Regions from separate parts of the Homo sapiens genome. Here regions 1, 2 and 4 are each linked to region 3. The links are chromatin loops, found by intact Hi-C in ENCODE. Cell type or tissue: Calu3. All regions are shown on one strand. Links, peaks and the distances in the headings refer to the core of each region. The heading gives the core; the rest is flanking DNA.

What was found. Peaks named below come from ENCODE experiments on the same cell type or tissue, not always from the same donor. Only the 100,000 strongest peaks of a DNase experiment are listed, where the experiment ranks them.
Region 1: it touches region 3 in a loop (3-fold over the local background); 5 of 110 quality-filtered maps call a loop at or near these places.
Region 2: it touches region 3 in a loop (5-fold over the local background); 5 of 110 quality-filtered maps call a loop at or near these places.
Region 4: a loop joins it to region 3, with 1.9 times the contacts of the local background. A loop is called at or near these places in 2 of 110 quality-filtered maps.

Annotation. Positions count from the first base shown.
Region 1 is chr7:21,258,350-21,266,712 of GRCh38, forward strand. No RefSeq gene overlaps it. Among named protein-coding and RNA genes, the nearest start is that of SP4, 170 kb to the right of the region's middle. RefSeq lists an enhancer at 2,967-3,692. In Calu3, for the core only: a CTCF peak has its summit at 3,583; a DNase peak (open chromatin) is centred at 3,582.
Region 2 is chr7:21,301,326-21,309,688 of GRCh38, forward strand. No RefSeq gene overlaps it. Among named protein-coding and RNA genes, the nearest start is that of SP4, 120 kb to the right of the region's middle. In Calu3, for the core only: no CTCF peak of the experiment used is centred there; no DNase peak of the experiment used is centred there.
Region 3 is chr7:21,362,316-21,370,678 of GRCh38, forward strand. No RefSeq gene overlaps it. Among named protein-coding and RNA genes, the nearest start is that of SP4, 62 kb to the right of the region's middle. RefSeq lists an enhancer at 2,935-3,024 and a silencer at 6,083-6,283. In Calu3, for the core only: no CTCF peak of the experiment used is centred there; a DNase peak (open chromatin) is centred at 3,996.
Region 4 is chr7:21,504,291-21,512,653 of GRCh38, forward strand. It overlaps SP4 (Sp4 transcription factor), which reads left to right. Exons shown (of 6, transcript NM_003112.5): 6 at 6,732-8,363. The coding sequence ends at 6,979. Among named protein-coding and RNA genes, the nearest start is that of DNAH11, 35 kb to the right of the region's middle. In Calu3, for the core only: a CTCF peak has its summit at 3,510 (motif pointing left); a DNase peak (open chromatin) is centred at 3,521.

The DNA of each region.
Region 1 (8,363 bases), core at 1,428-6,427, 100 kb before region 3:
TTCTGCTGTTTCACAGCCTCCTCTATTCACATGGATATAAAAGATATCATGGACATCTTTTCATGTCAGTATGTGTAGATAATAACAGCTCACATCTACTGAGTGCTTACCATGTGCTAGGCACCTTTCTATGCATTTTGCATGAGTTGTTCCATTAATTTCCACAACATCCCTATGAAGTAGGTACTATTATTTCCCCCATTTTTTTAGAAGAGAAAAGAGATTAACTAGTGGCCAACACACAGACCCCACATGTTAATCTCTTGGCTTTTTAAGGGCTATGTTAGATTCTGCTGTATGGACTTACCAACCTTCTTCATTGGTGCGTAGTTCCATGTTTCTGGAAAGAGCAATTTCCAGAAAGAACAACTCCGGTATCCAAACTAGTTGCTTGTGTCCTCTCACATGTAAATATACCTCAAACTATCTCAACTTTGCTGATCCCATTATCTTTTTAGAACTCCCTTCTCCCTCTCCATGTTTTCCTAAAATTTACCCAGATCCACTTTTCAGGACTCCTGAACCTATCTTATCACTGCCACTGAGACACAGCAACTAACTCAGGAGTGACATGCCCAGAATCCAAACCTAAACTGTGCTATGTATCAACCAAGTGACCTTAGGCATGACTTAGTCCACCCAAGCCACATTTTTCTTATCAGTAAAATGAGGATAAAATATCTACCTCACAGAGCTATTTGGTAGTCTCAAATAGCATAGATACGCATGTACCTGGCAAATAGTAAATTCTTAATAAATGTCAGAGAGAAATGCCCCCTTGCTTGAATGAGGACCTCAAGGTCAAAGGGAGAGAAAATAGCAGATCCTACATTGCTATAAAAGACAAACTCCTTTGGGAGGCCAAGGTGGGTGGATCACTTGAGGTCAGGAGTTTAAGACCAGCCTAGCCAACATGGTGAAACCCTGTCTCTACCAAAAATACAACAATTAGCTGGGTGTGGTGGTGGGGGCCTATAATCCTAGCTACTTGGGAGGCTGAGGCAGAAGAATCGCTTGAACCAGGGAAGCAGAGGCTGCAGTGAGCTGAGATTGTGCCACTGCACTCCAGCCTGGGCAACAGAGCGAGAATCAGTCTCAAAAAAAAAAAAAAAAAAAAAAAGACAAACTCAAATTTTAATGCTAGACTTCTGTGTCTAAGAACTTTGAGGATTCCAGGTTATATTATCTTTATCTTGATACACACATATGAAGAAAACCCTAAATGAATCTTTTTCTTGGCTATATTTGAATGGAAATTTTTGGAAAGCAAATTTAAAAGATCAAACAAATATTTATTGGGACAGATTTTTTGCAACCCAATAAAATAAAGCCCTGAGAGAAGGAAGTCTAACAGAGGGCAAAGCAAACTATAATCCCTTGCTGGTCAGTCTTCTTTTTCCTACAAAATGTCTAGGAATACCTATAAATACTAAATTATGAAGATTTGAAAAACATACTCTGGACTCATGCTCCATCACTTGTGCTCAGGGACTGTTTAATTGGAGCCAGTACCAAGATGCTAATTCCAAATTTATTCCTCAAAATGATTTCTGCTCCAAATTTAAGCACCCCTCTTAGTTGGCCCAACTTAGTGAATGTCAGAATTTGAGATGAGAGCTGACTGATGAGACTCCAAGCATGGGATGGTGAGGAAGAGCCAGAGGAATTGGCTAAAACATTAGCACCATGCTTCCAGGCATTCACACTGTGCAAATGCTTCTGCGGTGGGCAGGCCTCCTTATTATCTGCAGGTTCCCAAACCAGGAAGACTGTGAGCCATTCCCCCTCAAAGACCAAAGGCGTGGATGCAAATTTGCCCTTATTGCCCAGAGTGGCAGAAATCACTAGAGCACATGGGCTGAGGCATGGCCACATATACCGATGTGTAAGCCACTTATGTGATGGACAGTTTCCTTTCCTTTTATTTTATTTTATTTTGATACAAGGTCTTACTCTGTCCCCCAGGCTGGAGTGCAGTGGCAAGATCATGGCTCACTGCAGCCTCAACCTCCCTGGGCTCAGGTGATGCTCCTACCTCAGCCTCCCAGATAGCTGAGACTACAGGTGTATGCCATCATGCCTACCTAATTTTTTTTTTTTTTTTTTTGACATGGAGATGAGGTTTCTCTATGTTGCCCAAGCTGGTCTCAAACTCCTAGGCTCAAGCAATCCTCCCACCTTGGCCTCCCAAAATGCTGAGATTACAGGCGTCAGCCATTATGTCTGGCCACCATTTATTTTTGAGAGAGATCCCTGAACCAACACCAAAAATGAAAAATGGCCCCTGTTTGATATTTACCCTTTGGGATTGTCTAGTCGTGATTTAGCCAAGAGGTCTGTCTGTAGCATCTACATCTGCTATCATTCCTGGTCAGGTACATGATCCATGGACCCAACCTTAGGAGTGAAGTTAATTCCGTTGAGTCTAGGTAGTTCTGAGTTTCCACATCATCTCATGCACTTTTCATGAGAACGCCTTTTGCCTGGTATTTAACAGATGAGGCAGCTGAGGTGTAGGTAAAGAGATTTCCCCAAGCTCTCAAAGATGCTCATAAAGTAGCGTAACACACAGAATGAAATAGCTGATCCTCAGACCCAGATCTTCTGATTTTAAGCCCAGGATTTTTTCAGTGATCTGGGAACTGCTTTCCCCATAGATTTTCCAAGTGTTACCAATTACTGCCAGTCCTGGTAGGTCCCTGTGTAATACAAGGAACTTCCATAGTAACAGCCTGCTTGTTTCCTCCACTGGGGATGTTTGAAGCCACTAAAACACACATCAAAACTGACATTTATAACTCCTAGTTTTACAGCCTGTACTTCAGAAAGTGATATGTATCAATCTAGCTACTGACATTTAGGGCTAAAAAAAAAAAACAAACCCTGAGGTAATATGATTGGCCACATTCTGTTTTTTTTTTTTTTTTCCCGATATTGCAACCACTGGACTTAAATAGAAAATGTTCAAAAGACCCCAAATGTCACAGTCAAGAACTGCATCTAATTACTAACCAATTAGGTAACATCGTTGGTCTAACTGGCTCGGAGGGAAAGAAAAATGAAAGCCTCAGGACATAAGCCTACAAGGCATTCCAACTTGGTACTGGGGTTGCAAAGCAGAAGTACTTCCTTTTTTAATCTTTCAGCATTTATACTGTATTCCATCTTTAGAGAGAGAGTTAATTTTTCTGTGCTTAGTTTACTAGTTTGTAGAACTCAGCGACTATCTCTGAATAAGGCATAAGGAAGAAAAGTTTGCCACACAGTACCAATTGGGAAAAGCTAACTTATCATTCAGTAACAGGCACTCCCCAGATCTCAGTGACTTTACATTACAAAGGTTAACTGCTCGCTCACAGAACACATCCATCTCCATTTGACAGGGAACTCTCATTCATGTGGTTCTCACGCTGAGACCTGGCTGACAGCAATATCTGGAATATTCTGGTCACTGTGGCTAAGGGGAAGTAAACTCTGGAGGGGCTCACACCAGCAATACTTTGACCTGGAAGTGACATGTGCTATTATTACCTCCTACATCTCTCTTGTAAGAACAAGTAACATGGCCTTATCCTACCCCACCACAAGAGGGCCAGGCAGTGTGGTCCCACCAGAGCAGAAAGCAGGAAATACTCAATATACCACCCTCATGGCTGGTGGTACTGGGATAAAAATTGCATCTCAGAAAGAAAAAAACAAGTCTCTTTTCAACATATTCTGCTATTCTGATGCTTGCCTTTGACGTTGTCGTTCACGTGAAAACCAAACATTGTAAAATGTGTATGTTAAAGGGAATTTGGAAAATAGAAACACAAATTTTGAGCTATTAATGTTTTGTGAATGTCCATAGTGTAACACCCAAACATCCACACATTCATTCATTCATGAATCTATTCCCCATGCAGATGTTAACTGAGCAATAGACAGATGATGAGGACATGCACAAAGCAGTCCCTTCACTCCTAGAACTGACAGTACCTGGGGGAGATGGCCTGCCATGCACCACTACCACAGTGTGACAGAGGAAGAAGGGGCCAGAAGCACATAGGAGGGGCGCCCAATCCAGTTAGAGCGTCAACAGAGACTGCCGGGAGGATAGTACCCCTAGGCTGAGACATGAGAGAAAGGAAACACATTTTGGTACATTTCCTTTCAGTCTGTTTCCCTCTAAGCCTAGTTTGTTATTTTTACATAATTGTAAGAAAACTGTTTAGCCGAATTTGTATACTGCTGTGCAGAAAACTAGGTCTTTAGAGTTTCACTTTTTAACTCAGAGAAATCCATATGACAACAGTTTCTTACTTCCAATAAAACTTCAGCATATGAACAAAATTTGCAAATGTGGAATTTTATGATGCTGATACAGAAAACATATGTTAACTAAGAATGAGCTTGTATTTTTACTTCTCAGTATTTTATTGCCTTAGCCAGGCTGTCAACCAAATATATAAATTTCAAACATTAAGAGGTACAAATCAACCCACTAAAATATCTGTCAGAGCTTTCTGCATTAATCAACTGTGATGTATTGTAACATACAGGGAAAAAAATTGTGACAGAAATTCAAAACTAATCGAATAAGCATAATATTAAAAAGCATGAATTTGAGTTATTACTTAAGCTTAAATAAAAGAGTGGAGCGAAAACTTCCTGTAGTACCTGCACATTGCAGTTTATTATAAATTTTCTACGTGTTATAGAAAATTAAACTGTGTACTACTTATAAAAGGGTTTTAATTTAATTGGACACATTCAAGTTATATTAAAATATATTTCAAACCTATTTTGGTTGCTTTAAAGAGTAGCTTAAAATTCTACACTCAATGTTGACTAATATTTTAAAATTCTTTAAAATTTTGGCCAAAAAGGGCTAATTTCTTAATAAGTATATCTCTCTTTAGCCAAGAGCCAACATCATGTCTGATGGTGAAACACCAAAGGCGTTTCCATTAAAATTCAAAAAGATAAAGAAAAGATTGTCCCATCATAAATATTAAATAACAGTTTTCAGAATATTCTGGCTAGTTCTCAAAATAAGATTAGAAATAAGAGGAATAAACATTGGAAGGAGGGGAATTATCATTATTTTTCATGAACAAAATTATATACTTAGAAAGCCCATAAAAATCTCTCATAATCATTAAGAATTTCACTAAAAGTGATAGATGAATCTGCACAGTCAACCACTATTTTAAATAAGTATAAAAATGTTAAAAATACAAAAGCTAAGATTAATTATGCTTATAATCATAGCAATGTGTAAAAACACACCTGGAATAAATGCTAAAAAAATGTGCATAAATCATAATAAATAAATTACAAAGTATTTCTCTGAAGATTTAAAAAATTTGTCTCCATAAAAGCCCAAATAATATGAAGATAATTCATCCCAAATTGATTGATGACCAGCTGGGCATGGTGGCTCACGCCTGTAATCCCAGCACCTTGGGAGGCCGAGGCGGGTGGATCACCTGAGGTCTAGAGTTCAAGACCAGCCTGGCCAACATGGTGAAACCCCATCTCTACTAAAAATACAAAAATTAGCCGGGTGTGGTGGCACACGCCTGTAGTCCCAGCTACTCAGGAGGCTGAGGCAGGATAATTGCTTGAACCGGGGAGGCAGAGGTTGCAGTGAGAGGAGATCATGCCAATGCACTCCAGTCTGGGTGACAGAGTGAGACTTTGTCTCAAAAAAAAAAAAAAAATTGATTGATGAGCTTAAAGTTATTCCAGTTGAAGTATTTTCTGTCTCTAACTGGATTAATTGAATTATCTTAGATTTTTCCCATTCTGTTAGCTAAGAAGTTATATTTATTCATCTGCTACTCTAGTATTTTTCCTTAGATTTTAAACAAAACAATGTAAATGTGTTTCTCTATCGATATCAAGACTTATGTCATAACCTACTCTCCCACCCCATTCTACAACTACCAGTAATTCCTATATTTAGCTGAGATCACCTGGAATTTTAGTTGTTTTTGTTTTTTGTTTTTTGTTTTCTGAGACAGGGGTCTCACTCTGTCACCCAAGCTGGAGTACAGAGGCACAAACTCCACAAACTGCAGCCTCAACTTCCTGGGTACAAGCTATCCTCCCTCCTCAGCCTCCCAAACAGCTGGGACTACAGGCACATACCACCATTCCTGGCTAATTTCTGTATTTTGTAGAGATGGAGTTTCACCATGTGTTTCCCAAGCTGGTCTCAAACTCCTGGCCTCAATTGATCTGCCTGCCTCAGCCTCCCAAAGTGCTGGGATTACAAGTATGAGCCACCACACCTGGCCTTAGTTCTATATTACTATTTTTTTCGGAAAGTTTTAAAACCAATTTGCCATAACATCTCAGCCACTTTGTTTAAACTGAAGCATATTTTTACTGGTGTCTTTATATATTTATGTGACTATTCACAGACTTCTCATAGCTCATAGTTCCACCCCTCACTTCCCCACACACACTTCTAAAAGTATTATTCTATCTTTCCAACTGTGTTTCTGATGCCAACTGATACTCGTTTCAGGGAAATGGGCAAGTTGAAAAGTATAGGGGTGTACTTGCCTGCTTGATAATTTATATTAGAAAAGGCAGGGAGTTACTCTAGAAAGAAGCGGGGAAATAAATAAATTCAAACAGTTATGGGCATGGGCATAGGGTGAAAAAAATTATGGAGATCTTAGAATAAAGAAGAGAGATGTCAGGGCAGGTGGCATATATGGGAGACATTAAGAGACAAAAACAGGCTAGAGGATTTGAAAAAGTTTTATAGTGCACACTAATGTAATTCCCCTTTGACATTTTCTCCATAAATTTCATAAAATATTTTAGTTGATTTTAATTTTATCTATTTATTTGTTTGCTTATTTGTTTGCTTTACCATTATATCTTTGAATGTGACTCCTTATTTAAATTGCATTAGAGGGTGCTTCAGCTTTATATGGATTTTATTTATATATCATTCTATAATATACAAATCATACCATTCTATGAATTAAGAAATTCAGACCCAGACAGAAAAATCCAGTTCCTTTGGCACCTGAGTAGTTGTCAAAGACTTCAATGAATCAATCAGTTACTTTTCATTTTATAACAAGTCATCTCAAAACTTAGTGGCTTAAAACTACGAACAGGGCCAGGTGCAGTGGCTCATGCCTGCAATCCTAGTGCTTTGGGAGGCCGAGGCAGGAGGATCACTTGAGCCCAGGAGTTCAAGGCTGCAGTGAGCCATGATTATATCACTGCACTTCAGCCTGGGTGACAGAGTGAGACTCTGTCTCAAACAAACAAAAACTTCAAACAGTTATTATTTGTCATGATTCTGTGGGTTGGCATGGCTGCCCATAATTCACATAATAGCAGAAAGATGCCCAAAAGCCTCTTCTTGAGTTACCTTTGCTATTGTCCCATTGGCCAAAGCAAATTCTCTGGCAAAGCCCAGAATTAGTATGGGAAGTAGAGTCTATTTATTGATAGAAATTGCTGCAAATCACATTTCAAAAGGGTGTGGATAGACAGCGGGGAATGATTTGTGGCCATTGGTGCAATCTCCTATTCTCAGGGAGAGAACACGTTAGTAGTGTAGTTTATCTAATTTACAGGCCTCAATACCTAAAGTGAACTGCTATAAACTAAAAAGCAGTTAACTGGGGAGCTAGAACTACCAGTACTGGGTCTGCACAGAAAAACTTGAGTGGCTTGCCTACAAATAGTGGGACATCCTGGGTCATGGCATTTTTTGTGTGCTAAAACTGGGACAGTCTCAGGAAAACCAGTGTGGTTGATCATCCTACAATGAGTAGCAATAATTGAAAATAGCAACAGTGGAAATTATTTTGGGTCATCTTTGAATGCTTAGGAAATTCCTCCATGTTTATTTGTTTTTTGTTTCCAAAGATCCAGCTTGCTAAAGACAGGTACCCACCCTTACATGTACACAGATGTGTTATCAAATATAAACTTGCTGTAAAGGTATCAGTTGTAGAATATACCGAGAATGTAGTAGTTAGAAGGTAGATGCCAGTATTGCAACCTCCTTCAGATTTTTAGGCAAGTTATTTGGAAGAACTTGTCCATGTATGTAGCTAATTCCAGACCCTCATTTCCTCCCTCCCTGCCAAACCTGGACCTTAAATTTCCAAGTGCCCTTCCACTAGTGCAAAGCATGTATCAGAATCATTGAGAAAGCCTCAACATCAATTCCTGAAACCTTAAGCCAGACCTATTGAATCAGATTTCTAGGAAAGAGCTCCAGAAATATGTATGTCTTAGTCCATTTTCTGCTGCCAAAAGAGAATACCATAGACCAAGTAATTTATAAAGAAAATAAATGTATTTGGCTCACAATTCTGGAAACTGGGATGTCCAAGATC
Region 2 (8,363 bases), core at 1,407-6,406, 61 kb before region 3:
TATTTGTACACCTGTGTTCATTGCAGCATATTTATTTATTTATTGAGACAGGGTCTCATTCTGTCACCCAGGCTGGAGTACAGTGGCACAAGCACAGCTCACTGCAGCCTCGACCTCTCCAGGCTTAAGCGATCCTCCCATCTCAGCCTCCTGAGTAGCTAGGACAACAGGCACACACCAGCATGCCTGGCTAATTTGCTGTTGTTGTTGTTGTTATAGTTGTTATAGCAAAGGGGTTTCGCTGTGTTGCCCAGGCTGGTTTCCAACTCCTAGGCTATAAAGTAATCTGCCTGCCTTGGCATCCCAAAGTGTTGTTTTATAGGCATGAGCCACCGCACCCAGTCAGCTTTATTCACAAGAGCTAAAACATGGAAGCAACCTAACTGTTCATCAACAGATGAATGGGTAAACAAAATGTGGTATATACATACAATGGAATATTATTTAGTCTGAAAAACGAATACAATTCTGACATATACTGCAATATAAATGAATCTTGAAGACATTATGCTACACAAAATAAGCCAATCACAAAAAGACAAATACTGTATGATCCCACTTATATGAGGTACCTACAGTAGTCAAATTCAGAGACAGAAAGTGGAATGGTACTTGCCAGGGGCTAGGGGTGAGAGAATGGAGAGTTACTCTTCAATGGGTACTGAGTTTCAGTTTGGAATAATGAAAAGTTCTGGAGTTGGATGGTGGTGAGGGTTGCACAACAACGTGAATGTACTTAACACCACTGAACTATACACTTAAAAATGGTTAAAATGTCAATTTTATGTTCTGTGTACTTTACAAAAAATAATCATCATCATCCAGTGAACCTACCTCCAGTGTGAAACTCCTCCTCCAGCTGTCTATGCAGATTATGTATCGGAAAACTGGCTTCCCATCACTTGTGCAGTTATTTGTGTACGTGATTGCAATGCTTTTGTCTTTTGTGTTTTGGTTCACTATATGGAGTAGGCTGCCCCGAAAGCAAATGTATCAGTAACAGTAAGACAAACACTAGACCAGGATATTGTAGAAGAAATTGAAATGCTGACTCCATCTGGACTTTTACCATACAACATTTAAAAGCCTTTGAATCCTATTATTTTCTGAGTATATTTGAGAGCATACAGCCTTTTAGAATCATTTGCCTTTCAAATTGCATTTCTGTAACAATCAATGATTGTACTTGAAACCCTAGGGAAGATGTCTAACTTCTCCATTGTTTTCTGTCATCATTAAAATAGACACTAGTACTTGTAAACAAAACTAGCTAGAGTGTGCTTTAAAATCATTGAATTAATATTATTGTGTAAGTAGAAAAATCCAATTACTACTATAGCGAATATCTACTGTCCTTCATATGGCTAAATCATACTTACAACCATTCCATGCTGTAAAATACCCTCAACAGGTACAAACTGAAAAGAAAAGCCCATAAAGAAGGCCAAAATAAAAAATGAATACTTTTTTTTTGAAATTATACGGAAAGCAAAACCATCAACCCAGTTAAACTTTCAGGTTTTTTCCCAGTGCTCCAATTGAAAATTCCAAAGCGAATATTCCCATAAATATATTCTCTATTTGTCACAAAGAGACACGTGGAAATTAGTTTGCTTCAAAACAATAATACTAAAAAAACCACAAATTCTGATTCCAGTTGACTTAAGAAGAAAGACAAAGTAAAAATAAAAAAGTCTGTTAGACTACAACAAACTTGAACAAGTTCCCAAAGGGCAACTGAAATTTCATCTCCTTTTTTTTCTCTCCTGCTGGCTTCCCCTCACTCTGCCCAGAAAGTCCTAATTTTAGCTGTCAGCAAGAAAATGCTATACAGCTTTAGTAAATCAAATGCTTTTTTACTGGAGACAGTCTCTGGGGGGAATGGAGCTAACTGAAAGATTAGATGGAATTTAATTTTTAATCCAGAAATGTATCCTTAACAGGAGTCCTTTAAATAGCAGATGCCATCTTTTATTATTAATGTGGGTGTTAACCCCAAAGCATGTCACCTCCCAGAAGATTTCTGCAATTCCTTTAGCAAAATGACACTAAGGAAAGCCTGCCTCTTTTTTTGTGGCTAACCCACTGGGCATTTGCTGTGTTCAAAGAGATGAGAAAGGTACACATTCCTACATTCTGTAATGGCAGAAGGACCACAGAGAGAAAAGCACAAATAATCTGGCTTTTCTTCCCCTTTAATCTGTGATCAATTTAAATAGGTTACTTCAGTATGTAGATGTAAGCAGAATATTTCTTTTCAAACATATTGGTTCACCTTCCTTGAGTGTATTCAGAGCCTCTAAAACCAAAGAGAAAGATGACCTAAGATTAAAAAGGCAGGCCACATATGGTGGCTCATGCCTGTAATCCCAGCACTTCCAGAGGCCAAGGCAGGCAGATCGCTTGACCTCAGCAGCTGGAGACCAACCTGGGCACCATGACGAAACCCCATCTCTACAAAAACTTTTAAATGTTAGCCAGGCATGGAGGTGCATGCCTGTAGTCCCAGCTACTCAGGAGGCTGAAATGGGAGGGTGGCTTGAGCTTGGGAGGCAGAGGTTGCAGTGAGCAGTGATCATGCCACAGCAAGTAGCATAAATTAGGTTTCTGGTTTATTTAGGTAGGAATTAGAAATACATCTAAAACAGAATAAAGTTTATTAAATAGTTTTAATTAAGGTAGGGAGATTGAACAACTTCATGTTTAGAATCAAAAATGTGTTCCTGAACCAAACTGAACATTTCATTCACTTTGCTTATATGTTCTCAGAATGAAAAAGAAAAAACAGCAAATGAATCTCTCTCTCCACTCCCAACTTTGGAACCATATTTGTTTGAACCATGTGTATTACCATTTTTTAGGTCAAATACAATTGATATTAGCAATTTCATAATGTTCAAGCTTCACATTGCTTTTCCAAATCATGAAATTTTTAAATATCTGAGCTAATATGGCTATGCAAACACCTATAGTATGATATAATGGACATCAGAGACCCAAAATGGGGAGGGGTGGGAGGAGGATGAGGGAAGAAAAACTACTCATTGGGTACAATGTGTACTATTCAGGTGATGGGTGCACTAAAATCCCAGACTTCACCACTATATAGTTTATCCATGCAACCAAAAATCACCCGTATTCCTAAAGCTATTGAATTAAAAAATTAAAAATTTTAATACATATCTGAGTGAAGGTGCCTCCCACACTGTATATAGATAACCAGATGTTCCCTTTGTGTAAAGACCATAATGTCAATTGGAACATATTTAGACTCTGGGTTTTAAGAAGAATCACATGTGCTATTGGAAATATGCATGTGTATGTGAACTTCTAGTTTAAAGAATGTACCATTGTCTTGCTCTGCTAGTACAACAACTAATCACCACAATGTAGGGATAAGTAAAAAGTCAAGTACTGCATCAAACTACAAAATGATCCTCAATGTTTCTTTTCAAATGCCTTTCTAAACATTCTGACTTATCGTTTGGCAGGCTAGAAGCAGCAGCCCTGCCAGGGGTTAGTCTTGCCCTCGCCCACTTGTGTCTCAGTGAATCTTAGAGAATGTCCTTTTGCTCAAAGGATATCAAAGGAAAGGATCAAGCCCTCGGTATTACTGTGAAATGTCATTTGCACACCACTTTATGTGTTAGTAGAATGCAAGAATGTGAAGTTCAACAAATGGAGCCTTCTATGAGGAATGCGATCAATGAGATTCCAGGCCCTCACTTACGCACACATGTTTTCAGTTGCTAGTGATTTATTTTGCTGATCCTTTCAATTTGTCAACCATGTGAGAATAGATTCTCAGTCTTCAGGATTCTAATACCAATCACATGGCTAAAATTAGAACTCCTGAGTTTGTGCTAAGTGCCTTTAATCTGTATGACTCTGGAAAATAAAAGGGATCTGAGAGCATTAGGGAGAGGTACAGAGACCTCCTCACTGATTAGATTGTCTCCATCTAATCATTTATGGTTCCTGCTTCCAGAAATTAGAGTAGCTGATCACTTATTTATCCTTCCTCTAATTCTGCCACTTGGGTGGAGATCCAAGTCACTCTTAATTTGTCTTATTTTAGCAACATATAATCTAGCTAATTTGCTCCTTAAGAATTAAGTTCCAAGTCAAACGTTTCCCTTTAAGCCTAGATCTTGTTATGTCCAAACAGCCAGGAAAGTTTGGGGAGGGAAAGGAAATCTATCAAATAACTGGATGATTCATCTCAGAGAGCACAATATCTAAGCAGGTGGAAACGCTGCATGAATCAGAAGCACTAATCTGTGTGCTAATGGACCATTTATTTGCATTTCATTTTCCTTGGGGAAAAAAAAAGTCCCATGTCAATCTTTCTAATTTTGAGTGCAATATGCATATCTATTGATATTTAAAGAAAAGAACTGCACACATACTGGTATTCATATCACTAAGCTGCATAATTGGTTTCTGTTTTGAAATACAAAGGTATCAACTAAATGACTCACACAAGGTATTTCCAAACACTCATTTGATAAAATGATTAACACACTGAAAATATTCAAGGTTTTTAATAAACTGGTGGATTTTTGCTAAACATTAAATGACAAGAGGAGTCCAAAAGTTCAAATTGTATAAAATCCAGAGGTACCTTATTCCAAGAGAATAACCAGGCAGAACTGCCCACATAGCAAATCCTTAGTTGTTGGGGTCCAGCTGTATGAATCAACACCGTACTGGCCCCAGCTGTCATTTGGTGCCACTTATACTGGTGCCACTAACCTAGTGGTCTGATCTGACCTAAATATCAACAGGAAAATTCTGGCTTCCATGGCTCCCTGGGACTTCCAGGACTCAAGCAGCAGTTCCAAGAATCTCCTCATTGGCTGGTTCTCAATTCACATGTGTGATTGGGGAGACTGAGGAAGAAAAATACTGTATCTACAAGTCTTTCCTTTTTTCTGCCATTTCCCAAAATTGAGTTTCCTGCTTTATCCACCCTGATTTGAGAATGCAAGCTGGACAGAAAATGAAAGTCAATAACCAATTACAAAATATCCTGATTCACATAATCACAGGATTCTACTCTATTATTTTCAATGTTGTTTTGACAGTGACACCACCTTTGCAAACATTGTGACAGCAAGAGAAGTCTAGCATGGCTGACTCCATGTTTCTCTAGCCTCACAAGCTGGCTGTCTTCACTCATTCCTGAGCATAGGCTGAACTAACCATGGGAGGAATTTAGTTTAATTTTTAAAGCAAGGATAATAGTCCCTCACTAAAACTGCTCCCCTCCTTGTTTAGAGACCACCTCTGTACAACTAATGAAAGGACAGAGATTAGGATTACAGGAGGAGCCTGAATTCTTCAAAGATATAGGCATTGTTTCTATAATCCCTTACTGCTCAGGAGTCGTGTCTAGAGATCACAACTTTTCTGACTTCCCCAATTGCTCCCATAGTTAGCAGCATCACTATTGCAGAAACTAAGATTGAGCTTTTCAGATTTTTTTTCAGACTGTTGCATTCTGGAAACTGACCCTACCTAGACCTGTGACTTATGACTCAAATGGCCCTGTGGCCCCTCACCCAGATGCTGACTCAACACTCAAGGACCACTTTCCACACCCCCATAATTTCACTCCCAGCCAATCAGTAGCACCTGTTCCCTAGCCCCCATCCACCAAAATTACCCATAAAACTCCTAACACCTGAGTTCAAAGAGCAACTGATTTGAGTAATAACTCCAATCATTCCATTTGGCCAGCACTGCATTATTTAAACTCTTTCTTTACTCCAACACCAGTCTCAGTGAATTGGTTTTGTCTGTGCAGCAAGCAAGACGAATCCCTCAGGTGATAACAAATGCTTCTAAGAGCTGTTGGTACTAGGCTGATACTCAGAAATATAGTCTGACCTTCATGTCAGTGTTTTTGTAAGCCGACAATCATTAAACATCCAGTTCTGGAAAAATAACGAATATATTCACTGCTTACATTGGTTACTTCATATAATCATTCAACCTTATGACATAGGCAGACTTATTATTCCCATTTTAAACATGAGAAAACTGAGGCACAGTGAACTAATTGATCAAGGTCACTGTATTCATTTCCTAGTATTAGTTTTCCTTTTAAGCACCCAGTTCCACAAACTGGGTGCTTAAGACAACAGAAACTTATTGTCTCAAAGTTCTGGGTGCTGGAAATCCAAAATCAAGGTGTCAGTAGTGCCATACTTCTCTGAAACTTGTAGGGGAGTGGTTTCCAACCTTCTTGGCACCAGCAAGTCATTTTGTGGATCCAATTTTTCCATGGACCAGATGGTGGAGGGATGGTTTCAGGATGATTCAAGTTCATTACATTTATTGTACACTTTATTTCTATTATTATTACAGTGTAATATATAATAATTATACAACTCACCATAATGTAGAATCAATGGGATTCCTTAGCTTGCTTTCCTGCAACTAGATGGTCCCATCTGCAGTTGATGGGAAACAGTAACAGATCATCAGGCATTAGATTTTCATAAGGAGTGTGCAACCTAGATTCCTCACATGCATTGTTCACAATGGGGTTCATGCTCTGGTCTGTGGCCTGGGGGTTGGGGACCTCTGCTGTAGGGGAATCCTTCTTTGCCTCTTCCTAGTTCCTGGTAACCCCAGATGTTCCCTGGCTGTATATGCATCACTCCACTCCTCCTTGTTCCAACCTAATGTCTTCTCATGGTTTTCTGCTTATGTGTCTCTGTGTCTTTTCATGATCATCTTCTTGTAAGGATACCAATCATATTGGATTAAAACCCCAACCTACTCCAGTATGGCTTCATCTTACCTAATTATATCTACAACTACCATATCCCCAAATAAGGTCACATTCTAAAAAAATGGGGGTTAGGACTTGAATATATCTTTTTGAGGGGACGCAATTTAACCCATAAATGTCACATAGCTAGAAAGTAGGACAGTAAGGATTAGGATTCATGTAATCTGCTGTCTCAAATTTAAGGATATGAAGAAGATAGCAGACAGGATGTTACATCACAGTACATGCAATATCTAAATTGAAAGACATCTTGAACATCTGACCCCTGCCTTAACCTCCTCTGGAAAACAAACATTCTATTGTTGGGTTAGTACTTTAGTTTACTCCCTTAAGATTCTGATGTATTCCTTTTTATACCTTTCGGAATTCAGAGCTATGGTTAATATGAAATTTCCATAAGACACATGAAAGAGCACTTTTTTTTTTTTTTGGTAGAGATGGGTTTTGCTATGTTGTCCAAGCCAGTCTCGAACTCCTAGCCTTAAGCCATCCTCCTGCCTCAGCCTCCCAAAGTGCTGCTGGGGCTGGCATTAGCTAGGATTATAGGTGTGAGCATCATGCCTGGCCTATTTTCTTTACTAATAACAAGTAAACTTCAGCTAGTGCTTACTATACGCAGACATTTTACTAAATACTTTGAGAGCCTTGGTCCATTAGATCATCACAATAATCTCATGAAGCAGGGATCATTATTGCTTTCATTTTATAGATATAGACACTGAAGTGTAGAGAAATCAGTGGACTTGCTCAATGTCATTAAACTGGCTCTATGCAATCTATCTCCAGAGCACAGGCTGTTAACTCTCCTGATCCTTGCCTCTCTCTTCCGAAAGTTAAAAACATGGTGACAATGTTCCAAGGTTGCACTGTCTGGTCACTGCCATTGAAAAAAAGAAACTCTAATTTGGTCACATAACCACCTTGGCTAAATCCTATTCTTCTAAAAGTCTTAGTCTCACTAGTTATATATGTGATCAAATATAAAAATTATATGTAAAAAATTGTGTAAACTTACTTTCACTTGATCGTTGGTCAATGTTTGATTAACTCAAGTTGAATAGAGCAAAATCCCATTACATAATCGATCCATTTATAAGCTTTGTTAATTAAATTAGCTAAAGATTTTTAACTATATTTAGTCTGAACATTTTCTTTTTTCTTATTTTTTATTTATTTTATTTCATTATTTTTGAGACAGGGTCTGGCTCTGTTACCCAGGCTGGAGTACAATGGCTCAAGCTCAGCTCACTGCAACCTCCGCTTCCCAGGCTCAAGCACTTCTCCTGCTTTAGCCTCTAGAGTAGCTGGGACTACAGGTGCACGCCACTGTGCCCAGCTAATTTTTGCATTTTTGGTAGAGGTGAGGTTTCACCAGAACACTTTCTTTTTAAGTACTGCAAATATCTGATAAGGCAAAGTTACAAACTTAAGCAAATCTTCCTCTTATAAATAAGCTAAATTTACAAATAAAAATTTTAAGTTGTCTCAAACATTTGGGTACTATTTGTATGCTTAATAACATTTTCTTACACCTTTCTGCTGAAAATGCATAAGACTTTTA
Region 3 (8,363 bases), core at 1,913-6,912:
TCATTAGTTACTGTTGGTGTTCTGAAGAGGAGCAGATTCTGCAAAATCCAAAGCTTTTCTTCATCATATGGAATTTAAGGAAAAGAAAAACAAAGGTATGTCTGGGGACTTTGACTGAGAAGAAGTGGCATTTAAATTTTTTCCACTAACCCCAGTATCGGCACCAAGTTAATATTTAGTTTCTGGAACTCTCATTTCACTTGAATTCCATTACTCTTGCTCTCTCATCAAAAATGTGAATTCCCTATAGGATCACGCAGAACAGACACTTAAAATTTACTCATGAACTTCCTAATTCCAAGCAGTAGTCACCACAGTTAAAAATTTTCGTTGTGAAATCTTAGAAAACAAAGATCATATCTAATCAAAACTATATAAATACTAAAGAAATCATAAAATGTACATTTTATGTACCTGCAATAAATTTAATAAACATTAAGTAAAAATACAGTCACTTTTCTCTAACAATTAGATTTTAATATAGTCACTAAATGATTCAGGCAACTATACTACATAAATTCAAGCTAGCTAAATCTATAAACTTAAATAGCTAGACTTTTTTTTTTCTTTGAGATGAGTTCTTGTTCTGTCATTTAGGCTGGAGTGCACTGGTGCAATCACGGCTCACTGCAGCCTCAACTTATTGGGCTCAGGTGATTATCCTACTTCAACCTCTTGAGTAGCTGGAACTACAGCCGCACGTCCGGCCAATTTTTCGTATTTTCAGTAGAGATGGTATTTTGCCATGTTGCCCAGGCTGGTCTTGAACTCCTGGGCTCAAGCTGTTAGTCCACCTTGGCCTCTGAAAGTGTTGGGATTATAGATGTGAGGCACTGCGCCCGGCCAATAGCTGAATTTTGTTTTATATTTACTTTAAAATTGTTTTTAATGTGCTATCCTTAATAACTGTTATTTGCACTATCTGTCCCATTCTCTAATAAAAGTCAGTGTAAAAGTTTCCATACTTTATGCCATGTAATATATACCCCTACCCACCTAATCAAAATAATATGTATACAGCTCAAAAATCATTATTTCAACAACCAAAAAAACCCTTTTCTCTCCTCTTCTGTCATTCTTTGTTACTTAACCATGGATAATGATTATAATATAGAAATTATCTTTGCAGTTTTTCTAACCTCAGAAGTTTTAGATATGTAGTATCTCAAGGGCCCTTTTAAAATAAGTATCTTATGGGTTTATTTCCTGGATGTAGATAATCTTCATCAAGAGTTCTGTTTGTTAACAATTATTTTCTGACTTTTTCTACACAAAGAGACCCTGCAGTCAATATTTAAAGCATATTATATCTAGCCACACTCAATGCACATTTTATCCCAACATTATACCTTGAGTACAGTATGGTAATGAATGAATGAATCCACCACCATATATATCATTGATTAACATGTATTTATTTATTTATTTATTTATTTTGAGATGGAGTCTCACTCTGTTGCCCAGGCTGGAGTGCAGTGCCGTGATCTTGGCTCACTGCAAGCTCCACCTACTGGGTTCATGGCATTCTCCTGCTTCAGCCTCCCGGGTAGCTCGGACTACAGGTGCCCGCCACCACACCCAGCTAATTTTTTTGCATCGTTAGTAGAAACGGGTTTCACCGTGTTAGCCAGGATGGTCTCGATCTCCTGACCTCGTGATCCGCACGCCTCGGCCTCCCAAAGTGCTGGGATTACAGGCGTGAGCCACAGCACCTGGCCCCATTTATTTATTTAACTAATAATAATTGAGAGTACTATAGGCCAGGTAGTTTGCTAGATAGTGAGCAAACAAAGGTGCAAAAAGACAAGAGACAGACAGCAATCTAAGTGACTCAGTAAGTAAATAGGAGGGACAGCCAACTTAACCTTGCAGGGGGCTGGGTATAGAGGTTAGGGGGTTTGACAAAGGAAGCTTCCTCAGGAAAGAGATCAAAGCTGCAATCTGGAGATTGAGCAGGAATTATCCTGGGAAATAGAAGGAGGAAGTAATAATAGTTAACACTTAAAGTGTCTCCTATGAGCCAGGTACTGTTCTTTACATACAGTAACTCATAGTCTTCAAAACAACCAGGCAATATAGGTACTGCTAGAACACATTATAGACAAGGATACTGCCGCACACAGAAATTAAATAACTTGCTTGAGGCCATGCAGCTGGCAAATGTAGAATCAGATTTCGAGCCCAAACATCTGACCCCAGAGTACTGTCTTTTCCAGGAGAGATAACATAGGCCCAGCAGCAATGGTAAAAAAGAATAATAAGAGACCTTACATTTACAGAGCACTAGCCCAAGCCCCCAACATATATGATTGCATTTATTCCTCATACAATTGTATGAATTAAGTGCTATTTGCATCATCATTGCAAATGTAGATTCAAAGGCTTAAAAATATTGAGGAACCATAATGAGCTACCACTTTACATCCACTCAGATGGTTATAATTTTAAAAAATAGAATATAGCAAGTGTTGGCAAAGATGTGGAGAAATTGGAACACTTGTACATTTTTGCTGGGAGTGTTAAATGCTGCAGCCACTGTGAGAAATAGTTTGGCGGTTACTCAATAAGTTAAACATAGAATTACCATATGACTCAGTAATTCTCATCTTGAGTATATACCCAAAAGAACTGAAAACAAGTGTTCAAACAAAAACTTGCATGGAATATTAATAGCAACACTATCCATAACAGCCAAAAGCTGGAAACAACTCAAATGCCTATCAGCTGATGAATGGATGATCAAAATGTGGTATGTCCATACAGTGGAATTTTATTCAGTTGTGAAAAAGAACTAAGTACTGATACATGCTATGACATGGATGAATCTTAAAAACATTATGCTCTGTGGTTGCCGTTTTGTAGTGAAAAAGAAATTATACTAAGTGAAAGAAACCAGACACAAAAGACCACATATGGTATGATGCCATATATATGAAATATTCAAAGCTGTGAAATCTATAAAGACAGAAAACATACTGGGCCAGACACAATGGCTTATGCTTATAATTCCAGCACTTTGGGAGGCTTAAGGCCAGGAGTTCAAAACCAGCCTGGTCAACATAGCAAGACCCCATCCCCACAAATGAAATTTTTTAAAGAAAATTAGCCAGGTGTGGTGACATGCACCTGTAATCCCAGCTGAGGTAGGAGGATTCCTTGGGTCTAGGAGTTCAAGTCTGCAGTCAGCCGTGATTGCACCACTGCACTCCAGCCTGGGCAACAGAGCAAGACCCTGTATCCAGAAAAACAACAACAACAACAACAAAAATCCAGATTATTGGTTGCCAGGAACTGGAGGGACAAGGAATAGAAAGTGGTTGCTTAATAGGTACAGGGTTTCCTTTTGCAGTGGTGAAAATATTCTGGAACTAGATAGTGGTGATGGATGTACAATCTTGTTTTTTGTTATGTGTATTTTATCACAGTTTTTAAAAGTAAAAAAAAAGTTGAGTAATTTGTTCAAGGTTGCACAGCATAACTAGGAAAAGGTGGATTTGAACTCATGCAGGAAAGACATTTCAAGAATTCCAAGTTGTTTGATAGGACTACATTGAAGTACATGCAAGTGGGTGGAAGAGAAGAAAAAATGGCAAAAGTTGAGGCAAAGGTAGGAATCAGAGTCTTTGTCATGAAGACACATTTTAAAGTGAATGGAGACAACCGTTGAGGCACTGACACAGGAATAGGGAGCCTGAGGATGAGAGAAGGGCACCAACCCCTCACTGAAGTCAGAGTGCTCCTCGCTAGATGAACTGTGTCTTCTGGGTGTCTGAATAGAGAAAGTGACCACTGAAACACAATAATTGCCGCAGTTGGTCAACATCCATCCCCCACTCCCAACCTAACAGTGAAAATAGAGCTATTCATTTCTATACCTCAAATACCTCTTTTGTAAAGAGAGATAATAAAAGTTCCTATTTCATAAACTTGCCATAAGGATCAAATGAGTTAATATACGCAAAATTCTTGGAACAGTGCCTGGCACAAAGTCAACACCACAGAAATGTTTGCTATTACAGTTTTGTTATTATTACCTCGATGGTTTCCATAAAGTGTCCCTCAGACCTTTTCATTTTTATCATGTATGATAAAACCAGGTGCTGTCTTATCTGGAATGTTTGCCCAAGCACATTACGTTTTGTTAACAGAGGATGAATCATTGAAACCTGACCTCATGGGAAATAGCATTATCTGCCATTTCATCTGTATTTTGCAACTACAACATACATTTCCTTCCCAGTTGCTTTGAATACAGAGAAAAAAAATGTTCTTCTCAGACTTCTTTGTACTTGTCCACAAATAATTTAGTAGTGCTAATTAGGAGAGTCCTAAAAAAATTTTAATACAATGCAATAAAATAAGAAACTATACCTAATAGTTCAGGTAGAAGATGATATTTTAGACTTTCAAGCAAAAATGCACACTTTTTATCATTACAAATATTGCATACACATTATGCTGTTTCATACAAATTCACAATTACAGAGGACAAAGGCAAAGAAAAAGAGACATTTTTAGATTCTGCAACTGTCCATCATGCTTTAGAACTTTCTGCACCAAGATTCACTAATCAGCTCTCACTGATCAGTCCTCATTATGTAAAATGTGTATCAGTGAAATGTGAAAATGAGCCCTCTTTCACTGTAACCAGACCTGCGGAAAGAATTTTAAATCTTGACATTTGAGGCTCTTTACTAATGACAACAGTGTGATAAACAGTTCATTAATCCTATTTATCAGGCTGAGAAATAAGCCAAAATTGCCATAGGCAAGTAACACTATAAAGGAGTTTTTAAAAAACAAGGAGGTACTTTATGGTTCTTTAATCTAAACCAAGGACTTAGTTTTTTTTCTGTAAAGGGTCAGTGAGTAAATATCTCTGGTCTTGTCAGTCATCACAACTCTATCATAACTACTCAACCCTGCCACCGTAATGTGAAAGTCGCCATGGACATTATGTAAACAAATGGGCCTGGCTGTGTTCCAATAAAACTTTATTTACACAGGCTACAACATGGATGAATCTTAAAACATTATGCTAAGTGGAATAAGCTAGACACAAAAGGACAAATATCGTATCATTCCATTTATATGAGGTATCTAGATTTGGCAAATTCACAGAGATGGAAAGTAGAATGGTGGTTGCCAGAGGCTGGAAAGAGAGGGAAATGGGGAGTGAGTGTTTAATGGGCCCAGAGTTTCTGACTGGGATAATGAAAAAGTTCTGAGGCCAGGCATGGAGGCTCACGCCTGTAATCTCAATACTTTGGGATACCAAGGCGGGTGGATCACCTGAGGTAAGGAGTTACGAGACCAGCCTGGCCAACATGGTGAAACCTCGTCTCTACTAAAAATACAAAAATTATTCAGGCATGGTGGCAGACGCCCATAATCCCAGCTGCTCAGGAAGTTGAAGCTGGAGAATCGTTTGAACCCAGGAGGCAGAGGTTGCGGCGAGCCGAGATTGCACCACTGCACTGCAGCCTGGGCGACAGAGTGAGACACCATCTCAACAACAACAAAAAGTTCTGGAGGTGAGTAGTGGTAATGGTTGCATACCCCTATGAATGTACTTAATGCCACTGAACTACACACTTAAAAATGGTTAAAATGATAAATTTTAAGTTATGTATATTTAACTACAGTTTTTAAAGAAAACGTATTTATAAAAACAGGCAGTCGGCCTAAGTGCAATAGCTTGCAGACCCCTGATGTAAACTTTCTTGTCCTTCTCACTATACTTCTTCCTTTGCCTCATACATCTTTGTAGTTGCTGTTGTTGTTGCTATTGCTGCTCCTCATTTCATTTCTTGATTAACCTGTGCAGCCAAAATGTTGTTTTGTGTGCAGCGGAAAAGAAAACCATCTGCACTCATTGAGGGTTACAGTTCTGTCTAAAGGTTGTTCATTCTGGAGCTCATAGCTTCAGCAGATGCAGATCTAGAATTATAAATATAAGAGTATGCCGTTCTGTGCTTTCAAAATGGCCATAGTGATACAAAAACATTTCAGGACAGATGGGCTGGTTTCCACGTTTTCTGGTGGGGGTCTAAAAAGGCTTCACTTTTGTTTGTCAATGGCCAGTAGCACAGATTAGAGTGCTGGTGTTAAGAGTGCACCTGTCAACCATGGATGTCAAGAGCTTTTCTCTATGTGAAGGTTTTGGCTCTTGTACAAGTTGAACCCTCAGCCTTGACTCATCTCTCTGCTTTGACTGATTAGGTCAATTGATCATAAATCATCTTCCAAAGACTGGCCAGTGCTCAAGCTTTCAGGTCAAACCTGATTCCTCAAAATAGAAACTCAGGCAAACAGAAATGTTCACATTTTAAAAGGAAACCTATTTTAAAATGAATATTTTGAAAATACAAATTATTAACATTATTATTGGAAGATAACTTTAAGGGGGTCAAATCAGTCTATTAAAACCTCTTAACAATTAGAATCAGACTGGGCGTGGTGGCTTACTCCTGTAACCTCAGCACTTTGGGCAGGAGCATCACTTGAAGCTCGGAGTTTGAGAGCAGCCTGGGCAACATAGCAAGACCTCATCTCTACAAAACATCAAAAATTTTTGACCAGGTGCAGTGGCTTGTTCCTGTAATCCCAACAGTTTGGGAGGCCAAGGTGGGAGGATCACTGGAGCCCAGGAGTACAAAACCAGACTAGGCAACATGGCGAAACCTCATCTCTACCAAAAAAAATATTAGCCAGGTGTGGTGGCACACACTTTTAGTCCCAGCTCCTCGGGGGGCTAAGGTGGGAGGCTTGAGCCCAGGAGGTCGAGGCTGCAGTGAGCCAGGATTGTACCACTGCACTCCAGCCTGGGTGACAGAGCCAGACCTTGTCTCAAAAAAAAAAAAAAGAAAAAAAAAATTAGCTGGCTGCAGTGGTGCATGCCTATAGTCCTAGCTACTTGCGAGGCTGAGGCCAGAGGTTCCTTTAAGCTCAACCTTATGAGTTAAAGGTTACAGTGAGCTATTATTGCACCACTGTGTTGCCTGGGTGAGAGTGAAACCCTGTCTTTTAAATTAAAAAAAAAATAGAATTCCTTCTTTACTATTAACTTGAATCTAGTGCACCAAAATTGATGACCAAAGAGTTGGCCAACGTAAGCTACCTTTGATGGAGCTGAAACCACAGTGGTAATAAATTCTGTATCTTTAATGAAATGAAAATTATTTTTATTAATCTGAGAAAACAAAGCTCTAACAAAGCTATTAATTTCTAAAGGATTTTTTTTTTTTTTTTGAGATGGAGTTTTGCTCTTGTCACACAGGCTGGAGTGCAACAGCGCAATCTCAGCTCACTGCAACCTCTGCCTTCTGGATTCAAGCAATTCTCCTGCCTTAGCCTCCCGAGTAACTGGGATTACAAACACCCGCCACCATGCCCGGCTAATTTTTATATTTTTAATAGAGATGAGGTTTCACCATCTCGAACTCCTAACCTCAGGTGATCCACCCGCCTCGGCCTCACAAAGTGCTAGGATTACAGGCGTGAGTCACCACGCCTGGGCTTCCAAAAGGATTTTTACCTAAAGGGAAAAAAAAATCTATTATTAGTATTATTTACTAATCATCCAACATTTTTAAAGCACCTTCAATACCTGCTTAAAAGACTAAAATCATATGACTTGCACACTTCAATAATTCTTCGTGTTTTTATTTTTTCTCTAATTTTTCTAATGAGTCTTTGCATGGCAAAGTGCAAAAGACATTGATTTTAGAAATTTCAAAAATGCAGACATCAAAGAGCCTCAACAATTTTATTTGATATAACAAAAATAGATTGTTTTAAATTTTTAATGCCATTCTCACTTTTTTTCTTTTAACACTTGACTCTTCTATCAATAAAACACGAATTGGTTGAAAACAACTTATTGGACTTTGTAAGGGCAAATATTGTTTTCAAATAAAAAGATAGATTTGTATTTGAAACCGCATTTTATTTAAATAATTTTAATTTGCATATATGAAAAAATGTGTTAAAATGTTTACTAATACGAAAATGCAGAAGTAGCACGTTGTCTACTTTAGCCATATATCTATTGTAGTCTCTCTACATTGTGCAGGTCCTCAGGTGTGAGGGGGAAGACAGACAGCAGGTGTCTGAGAATTTATAATCACCAAAATGATTAGGTTACAACACTCATTTCTAAACACGTGAAGTATTTACAGATCACTTGAAGAATCACTCTAGTTTTCGGGATGTGACTCGTTGACCTTCAAAAGTGGAAGCAAGTGAATTTGCCATCAGGCTCCTTCTTTCATTTTGAAGTTTAATATAGTGCCACTGGCTCTCCAATATCCATGGTGCCAATTTCCCACTGATGTCTTATATCTTGGGTTTCCGTTCCCTTG
Region 4 (8,363 bases), core at 1,250-6,249, 140 kb after region 3:
CTGCTCTGTCCAGATTTTTTCAAAAGTGTGTTCCAACCCATTAAGCATATTTAGAATCAGTATATATAGTGCCTTCTTTGGCTTTAAGGAGCTTTATGGCCGGGTTAAGACCATATAATTTACAGATTTGGGCTGACCAGCCATTAGGTAATCTACCTTTCTCACATAGGGAGTGTTTATCTCCATCAGTGACAGCATTGCCATCTCTCGTTCGTCACAACTCATCCACAAAGAGCCTTATCCCATCATGTAGTGGAGCTTCCCTAAGGTTTGGTCCTACTTTGGTTTGTTATTCTATGATATCTAAGCAGTTCTGGTCTGATGTCTTTGATCTCCTCTCCTTTCCATAGGAAACTGGCTGCATTTAGGCAAATATTTGTTGTTACAAGCAAATAATTTTTTTTCTTAATAATATGGCTTCATATTTTATGAAGAACGTGTTCAAACTATCTCCCGGCTTTTGGTTTAATATATTCCTGACCTGGTGTGGAGCGCTTACTATTAGGGCCCCAACAAAGGTTAGCTTTCTACTCTCCTACCAGCAGGGCTGTGGCAGCACTGCTTGCACGTATTTGGGCCACCCCTGAGAGACAGGATCGAGAAGCTTGGAGGCAAAAGCAACAGATTCCCTCTTCCCTCCCCAGGTTTGAGTGAGCACCCCAAGGGTGATCCACTGTTACCAACAGATGGAATGGTTTCTCTAAAGATGAGAGGACCAGGACCGGGGCTGTAATGAGGGCCCGCTTTAGCTCTTTTACCACCTGAATTTCCTTTGAGGACAATTGCAAGGGATTGGGTTCTTCTTTTAGTAACTTGATATATAGAGTCTTTGTCTTTTGATCATATGAGTCAATCCATAACCTATAGTAGCCAGTTAAATCTAAAAATTTTTGGAGTTCTCTTTTTGTCTTAGGCAAAGGCAGACCCACTATTCCCAGTATTCTCTCTGGGTTTATTCTTCACATCCCTTCACTAATCAGGTGTCCTAAATATTTAACTTCTTTTTCTGCAAACTGCAGTTTGTTCTTAGATACTCGCAATCCCCTTTCTCCTAGGAAATTAAGCTTGTGGTGGTTTCTGATACCTCGGTCCTCCTCTCCCCAGAAATTAAAAGATTATCTATGTATTGTAACAACTGGGTTCCCCTGGAAGGTTGAAATTCCTCCAGGACTTTTTCTAAGATTTGACCAAATACGTTTGGGGCTTCTGTGAAACCTTGTGGCAGCACAGTCCAGGGGTACTGTTGTTTTCTCCTAGTTATAGCATCTTCCCATTCAAAGGCAAAGAGGTTCCCTAATCCTAAAGTCTAGGGGACATGCCCAGAATGCATCATTTGGATCCACCACATTGAACCACTTACGTTCATAGGGTATCTTACTAAAGAGGGTGTAGTGTTTAGTCACCACAGGGTGGTAGGTCTGGACAGTTTGATTTATAGCCCTTAGATCTTGTAGCAATCTATACAACCCATCAGGCTCTTTGGGAGAATTGGAGTATTGTAACATGCAGGGTTTTAATTGTCCATCGTTAATCAATCCCTCTATTACCAGTTGGAGACCTTTTCTCCCTTCAGTGGAAATGGGATATTGTTCTCTGCAAACTACTTCTGGTTGTTTTAGGTTAATCTGTAAGGGTGTGATTTTTAACCCTCTGTTGCCTTCCCTAACCCTCACAAGGGGATTTAATTTTTCTTTCCTCCTCCTCTGTCAGGAGGCCCATCATTACTTTTATTTGTCCTTCCTCTATTCCTAATCCTAAACCCAATCTCACAATCAGGTCTCGACACAGGAGGTTAGTTCCTACTTCAGGAACAAGTGACGCCTCAATTTGTTTTGCTCCTGATGTAATTAAAATTTTCTTAAATATTGGAACCTGAAATCCCTCCCCTTTTACCCCTGATACTTTCAATTTTTCCTTAGAGAGTTCTGTAGCCCTTGGTTGGTGAATTAGGGAGGAGTGAGCTGCCCCAGTATCAACCAAAAATGTCACTTCTCCCTCAGGTCCCACCTTCAAATTTATTAAGGGTTCCTGGTGGGATCTACTCAGAAGGTGCTCCTGCCCCCGACTAGTCTTCATCAATAGTCATGAGGGGTATCACCTTTTCTTTTTTCCATTTAGGACATCCTCTCTTCAAATGCCCTGTCTTTCCACACTTGTAACATCCACTCATAGTCTTAGGACCTTTTCCCTGCATTTCCCTTCTTTCTTTGTGTTGAAATCTATAATTCCCTTGTCTCCTAAGTGGGGGATCTTGATGTAAGTCTTTTCTGACTACCTCTTCCACAGTGGAAACCATGATTTTTGCTTTTTGTTTCTGCTTCTCTTCCTTTCTCCTTACAAAGACCCTCTGAGTTTGCCTCAGTAAATCCTCAGTTGGTTTCTCTTTCCATCCATCAATCTTTTGTAATTTTTTGGTAATGTCAGGCCAGCTCTTAATTACAAAGTTAACCTTCAAAAGGCATTGCCCTACTGGGTCCTCTAGATCTAATCCGGAGCATTTTCTCATCTGATCTCTGAGCCTATATAGGAATGCAGAAGGAGTTTCCTCTTTTTCTTGTTGAATCGTGAATGTGTCCTATGTCCTACGAGTGGACTCCTTGATCCCTTTAATTATTAGTTCCTGGAGATCCTACATTTGGGCGCAGTCCCTGGGATCATTATTATCCCATTCAGGATTAACATTTGGAAATTTTTGTTTGGCTGGTGAGACTTCTTGCCTGGGAGGGTGTTGCCTCTCCCAGATGGTCATGTCCACTCTCCTGATCATTCCCCTTTCTCTTCCTATGAATAGGATATTCTTGATGGACATCATTTCAGCCCAGGTGTAAGAGCTGTATCCTAGGAATTGGTCCAGATGGTCTGCTAAACCGAGTGGATCTTCTAGGAGTGGTTTCATTTTTTTCCTGAAATTCCTAATTTCAATACTTGCAAGAGGAGCATTTACAAAGCCAGTCTCTCCCTGTCCCATGGGAACTCCCCTAAGAGGGAACATGCTAGGTGCCTGCTGTGTGGAAGGAATAGGGAAGTTCTCAATATCCCTCTTACAGTGTTCTTTTCTTAAATTTGGATAAGGATTTAGAGGAGCAGTTGGTTTGGCTCCGCCATGGTGTCCAGGTCTTTCCTCCTCTAACCCTCCTGCTGCCCCTTGATTTTCCTGTCCCCTATTTTGTGAGATGTATGGAGGGGCATGGATGATAGGGTCCCAGGGCTTTTCCCTGGGTGAGGGATTTTTACTAGGCTCTTTTTCTTCTTCTTTAAGTGGGAATATGGGGCTAATTCCTTGATCCAGCAGAGAGCATAACCTGTCTCTTGTGAGGTTGGGGTTTTATTATTCACATAGAGAATTAAAGCTTGGCACACCTAATTTTTATCTGAGCCAAACTTAGGCCATAGGACTATGCTGGTAAATGTCAGAGGGAGTCTCTTTGGCTCCCTCTTTCCCTTGTCCCCTAGGCCTAGAATTTCTGTTTCCCATTTTTGGTCAGTCTGTGTCTGAGCTTTTCCCTGTGTTCTCAGCACCCCCTACTGGAGGTTTCTTGCACACCCATGGAATCACTTCATCCATTCTCTGGCCATTCTTTGTCCATTCTCCTCACGGGAGAACGGAACCATGGATTGGGACTCTGCACTTGCTTCATATCTAGGGTACATCTCAGTCACACACACTCAACCTCTGAAAATGCCCAACCACCAAGACAGTACTTACAGTCCAATTTTCCTCCCTTGGCTTCTGCACGAGGTTGCCTGGTTGCTGCAGTGCCTGCTTTTCTCCCTGTGTCGCCTCTGCTGCCTCCTGAATAACAGTCTCAGGTTTGTCTGTGGCTTCTGTGGGGAGCCAGGATGCCCGGACAGAGTGGGCCACCCAAATCGGGTGGGACACCTCTGCCCTCTCGGCTGGAGTCCCACTCCATGCAGGCACAGAGATCCCAGACAGGCCCCCAGGTTTGTGAGAAACACAGATTCACCTGTCCAAACCCAAAGAATGGACTTGGAGACACAAACAATGGAAGCGAGACTTTTAATGGTGGTCTTGCAAGATGGAGTGTCTGGTAGGCAGGCACACCCGGGGCAGTTACAGCAGGTAATTTATTTCCTAGCATCCAAATCTCACTGCAACCTCCACCCCGCCTGGTTCAAGCGATTCTCCTGCCTCAGCCTCCCAAGTAGCTGGGATTACAGGCGTGCATCACCACGCCCAGCTACTTTTTTTGTATTTTTAGTAGAGACAGGGTTTCACCATGTTGGCCAGGCTGGTCTCAAACTCCTGACCTCAGGGTCCACCCACCTCAGCCTCCTAAAGTGCTGGGATTACAGGTGTGAGCCACCGCGCCCAGCCTAAATACAGTTTGTTTGTTTTTTTAAGTAGGCCACTGCCTCCACCTTTGTACAGAGAAATCCCAGGTTCCTCCTGTCAGAACCTAGCTAGACCCTGGAATAAGATACCAAGACCAGGCTTGCCAACTGTGGCTTGGCATAGAGTTTGTGTTTGACCTGGGGTCAGGGCCTTGTCTACACACTTTTTTTTTTTTTTTTTTTTTTTGAGACAAGGCCGTGCTCTGTCATCCAGGCTAGAGTGCAGTGGCTCACTGTAGCCTCAACATTTGCATTACATGTTGATTTATATAATTAATGGATGGTGTTGCTTATTATCGATTGATTGTGAATCTGGCCACGACAAATTTATTCTAATTGTTTATTTTCTCAGATTATTTATGTAAATAGTAATAACTGTAAATAATAATCTATTTCAATTTTTTTCTTCCAGTGATTGTACCTCAGTTCATTTTACTGTCTTATATGTTGGCTTCGTCAGAATGTTTCATATTATGTTGAAAATAGTAATGATATATATAATAGCATTCTTATCTTGTTCCTGATGTATAAAGTAATAGTTCAGAAGTTTCTCCATTAATTATATGTAGGGGTATAGCAGGTAAAAGAAATAAATTTTTATTCCTGGTTTGCCAAGAGCTCTTATCAAAATGTGTTAAATTTTATCACACTGTTTTTATGCTTCTGTTGACCTTTTTTTTCTCTCCTTTAACTTTATGGAATCTTAAGTCATACAAAGTATTTTATTTTTGTGTAGTCAGATTTGTCTATTCTCTCTTTTATAGTTTCTAAATAACCTGTTGTACTTTTTAAAGTACCTTCAAACTCTAGGTTATAGAAATATTTTCCTTTTTTTTTAATACTTGGTTTTAAATCTTTGTAGCATGTATCTTGGTGTGTGGTATGACATGGAGGTGCATCTTCTTTGTGTTACTTCAGATGGATGTTTAATACAATATTGTATTGAGTGCAGTGCTCCTGTAAGTTTTAATATTTGTTTGTAACAATAATAAGGAAGACTAATGGTTTTTTCAAAGTTTACTCAAAAGTAAAAGCACACACGTAAAGAAAAAGAGAATGTAAAGAAAAAGAGAGAATATCTGACGTGGACCAACTTGAGCCTATAGATTTTTTTTATTGGTAAGTCAAAAGCAGGGCCAAGAAAAGAAATTATCCAAATTGAATTTTCTCATTATATTAGTCTGTTTTCATGCTGCTGATAAAGACATACCTAGACTGGGCAATTTACAAAAGAAAGAGGTTTAATTGGACTTACAGTTCCACATGGCTGGGGAGGCCTCACAATCATGGTGGAGGGCAAAGAGGAGCAAATCACATCTCGTGTGGATGGTGGCAGGCAAAGAGAGAATAAGGAAGACACAAAAGCAGAAATCCCTGATAAAACTATCGTATCTTGTGAGGCTTATTCTCAAGAACAGTATGGGGAACCCACCCCCATTATTCAGTTATCTCCCACTGGGTCCCTCCCACAACATGTGGGAATTATGGGAGCACAATTCAAGATGAGATTTGGATGAGGACACAGAGCCAAACCCTATCACTTATTACCCAAGTTTTATCAGACTGGGAAAACAACATTTCAGTCCCTTAAGTAACAATTTTAGAGGGAAGATCTACGGCTAACAGTTATTCATTGTGCACATCAGGATAAACCAGTTAACCAAATTTTGATATGCCTCATTTATTATACACAAAAACAAAAAGGCCTTTTTGTTTTTAGTTAACATTAAACTAGCTTTTATTCCAAAACAAAGAAGTCGGTCCAGTAAAACTATCTTATATTTTGAAGAAAACATATTTAAGAATTGCTTTGGACAACAGAAACTGTTATCTTATGAAACCTAAAAACTTTATTAAATTCTGAATGTAGCATGTGCCTGCCTCCCATTTTTGCCTTGTAAAGAACTCAGTATGCTATTAAATTATTAACTTAGTTTATTTGAAATAGTTCCAAGATATTTCATGCCTCCAAGATTAAAACTAAAACCCAGGTTAGCAGTTTTGAAGAAGAGTGGACATGAGCCTTGAACATTATATATATTTGTTACATCTGATAGAGATATTTTAAATTGTCTGCTAAAAACCCTCTTGCTTTGTAGATGGGAAAACTGAGAGTTCCAGTGGCTATTTACTTGCTCCAGCTTTTATTTCCAGTTCATAGCAGAAGCAGGACTTAAACTTCAGGTCTTTTCGTCTCAATCACATGGTCTTTCTCTTTGCATTGTGTATTTGATAACGTTTTTAAATAAAACAAAGCATTTTGCAACTAGTGAAACTGTACAAAAAGTCATATAATGTGACCAGAAGGGAGATTATTAAAAATTATAATTTCACTTAAGCAAAATGTGTATAACGCCATTTACTGTTTTTCTATGTAGGTGAAAAGAGATTTGAATGCCCGGAATGTTCTAAAAGGTTTATGCGGAGTGATCATCTCTCCAAACATGTCAAAACGCACCAGAATAAAAAAGGTGGTGGGACAGCTCTTGCCATTGTTACCTCGGGAGAACTGGACTCATCTGTTACAGAGGTGCTTGGCTCCCCAAGAATTGTCACAGTTGCAGCCATTTCTCAAGATTCGAATCCAGCAACTCCCAATGTTTCAACCAACATGGAAGAATTCTGAAAAGTTATTTATAACAGAGACCTCTAGTGCTGCACTTGTTTACACACCTTTGAAAATCTGGAAATGGGCTGGTCAAGTGGATTACAGAGTAGGAAATTATGTTTTCATTCTTGGCTTCTTTAAGTATTCCAGGGTTTGGGGTCAACACGTGAAGTGTTGAATTTTAAAAAATACAAAAAGCAGACTGATGTACTGGAAACAGAAAAGTATTTCCTCCATACTATAAGTTGTAGTTGTTTGGAAATATATCACATAACCTTTATACAGAATCTTCCCATCTCTTAATATCATGTGTTAACATGTTTAAAAAGACCTTAGTAGTTTGCAGGCTGGACCTTAATTGGACTTATTTTCTTTGAAAGTACTTTGTTATAAATTCAGTCAGTAATAATTTACGTGTATTCTTTTTCTCTATAGCACAGAAAACAGATAGTTAACTGATGATAGGGATAATACTGTATTTCCTTAGCTTGATTTTTGGAAAATCAACCGAAAATAGTTTGGCCGTCTTTTCTAAATGTTAGAAATTCTTCAACAGTTGAATTAGGTAAGTTCCAAAACAGTAATCTGAGATGCATCTCAGATCTTTATTACCACTACATTATAGTAGTGTGTATGCAGACAATCAGTGAAGTCCAATTACTTTCTCCATTTGGAGACACAAGAGGAACATAGAGTTAAATCTTAGGTTAAATTTTAGGTTGACACCTTAGGAAAATGCTGGGAAAAAAATGGTTAAAACAAAACTCATCATAGCTTCAGAAAAATAAAATGAGGCATCTTAACATGCAATGTTCTAAAGTTAGGATTGATTATATTCCTAACCCTAGGTTGAACCACAAAATTTCATTTAAAATGTTTATATTTGGAAATATTTGCATAGAGTGTAAATTGTTCTGTAGTTTCATATTTTGTAAATATGAGTTATGTTGACAATGTGCAGAATTCTTTATGCTTTGATGTGGTAGCCAAAGAAAGAATTACACTTTTTTCCAAGGCCAGCAGAAAATTCTCTTTTAACTACATTGTAATTCTTGTTTTCCTCTACTAAAAATTGGCCAGTCCCATTTTATTTCTAGTGCTATGTAAGAAGGTAATTAGGAATTATAACACAGTAATGTTTTTATGTTACATCAATAACTGAATTTTCCCTAAAAATTAGCCTAATATATAATAGATATATTATGAAGCAAAACTTTTATTTTTGAAAAGGCAGAATAATTTTCAGTGAAGTAAGTGACTAAAGAAAAAAACTATATTATTGTTTATGCAAGGGTCTTACAGGAAAGGGTCTTTTTTTTTTTTTTTTTGAGATGGAGTCTCGCTCTCTTGCCCAGGCTGGAGTGCAATGGCACGATCTCAGCTTACTGCAACCGCCGCCTCC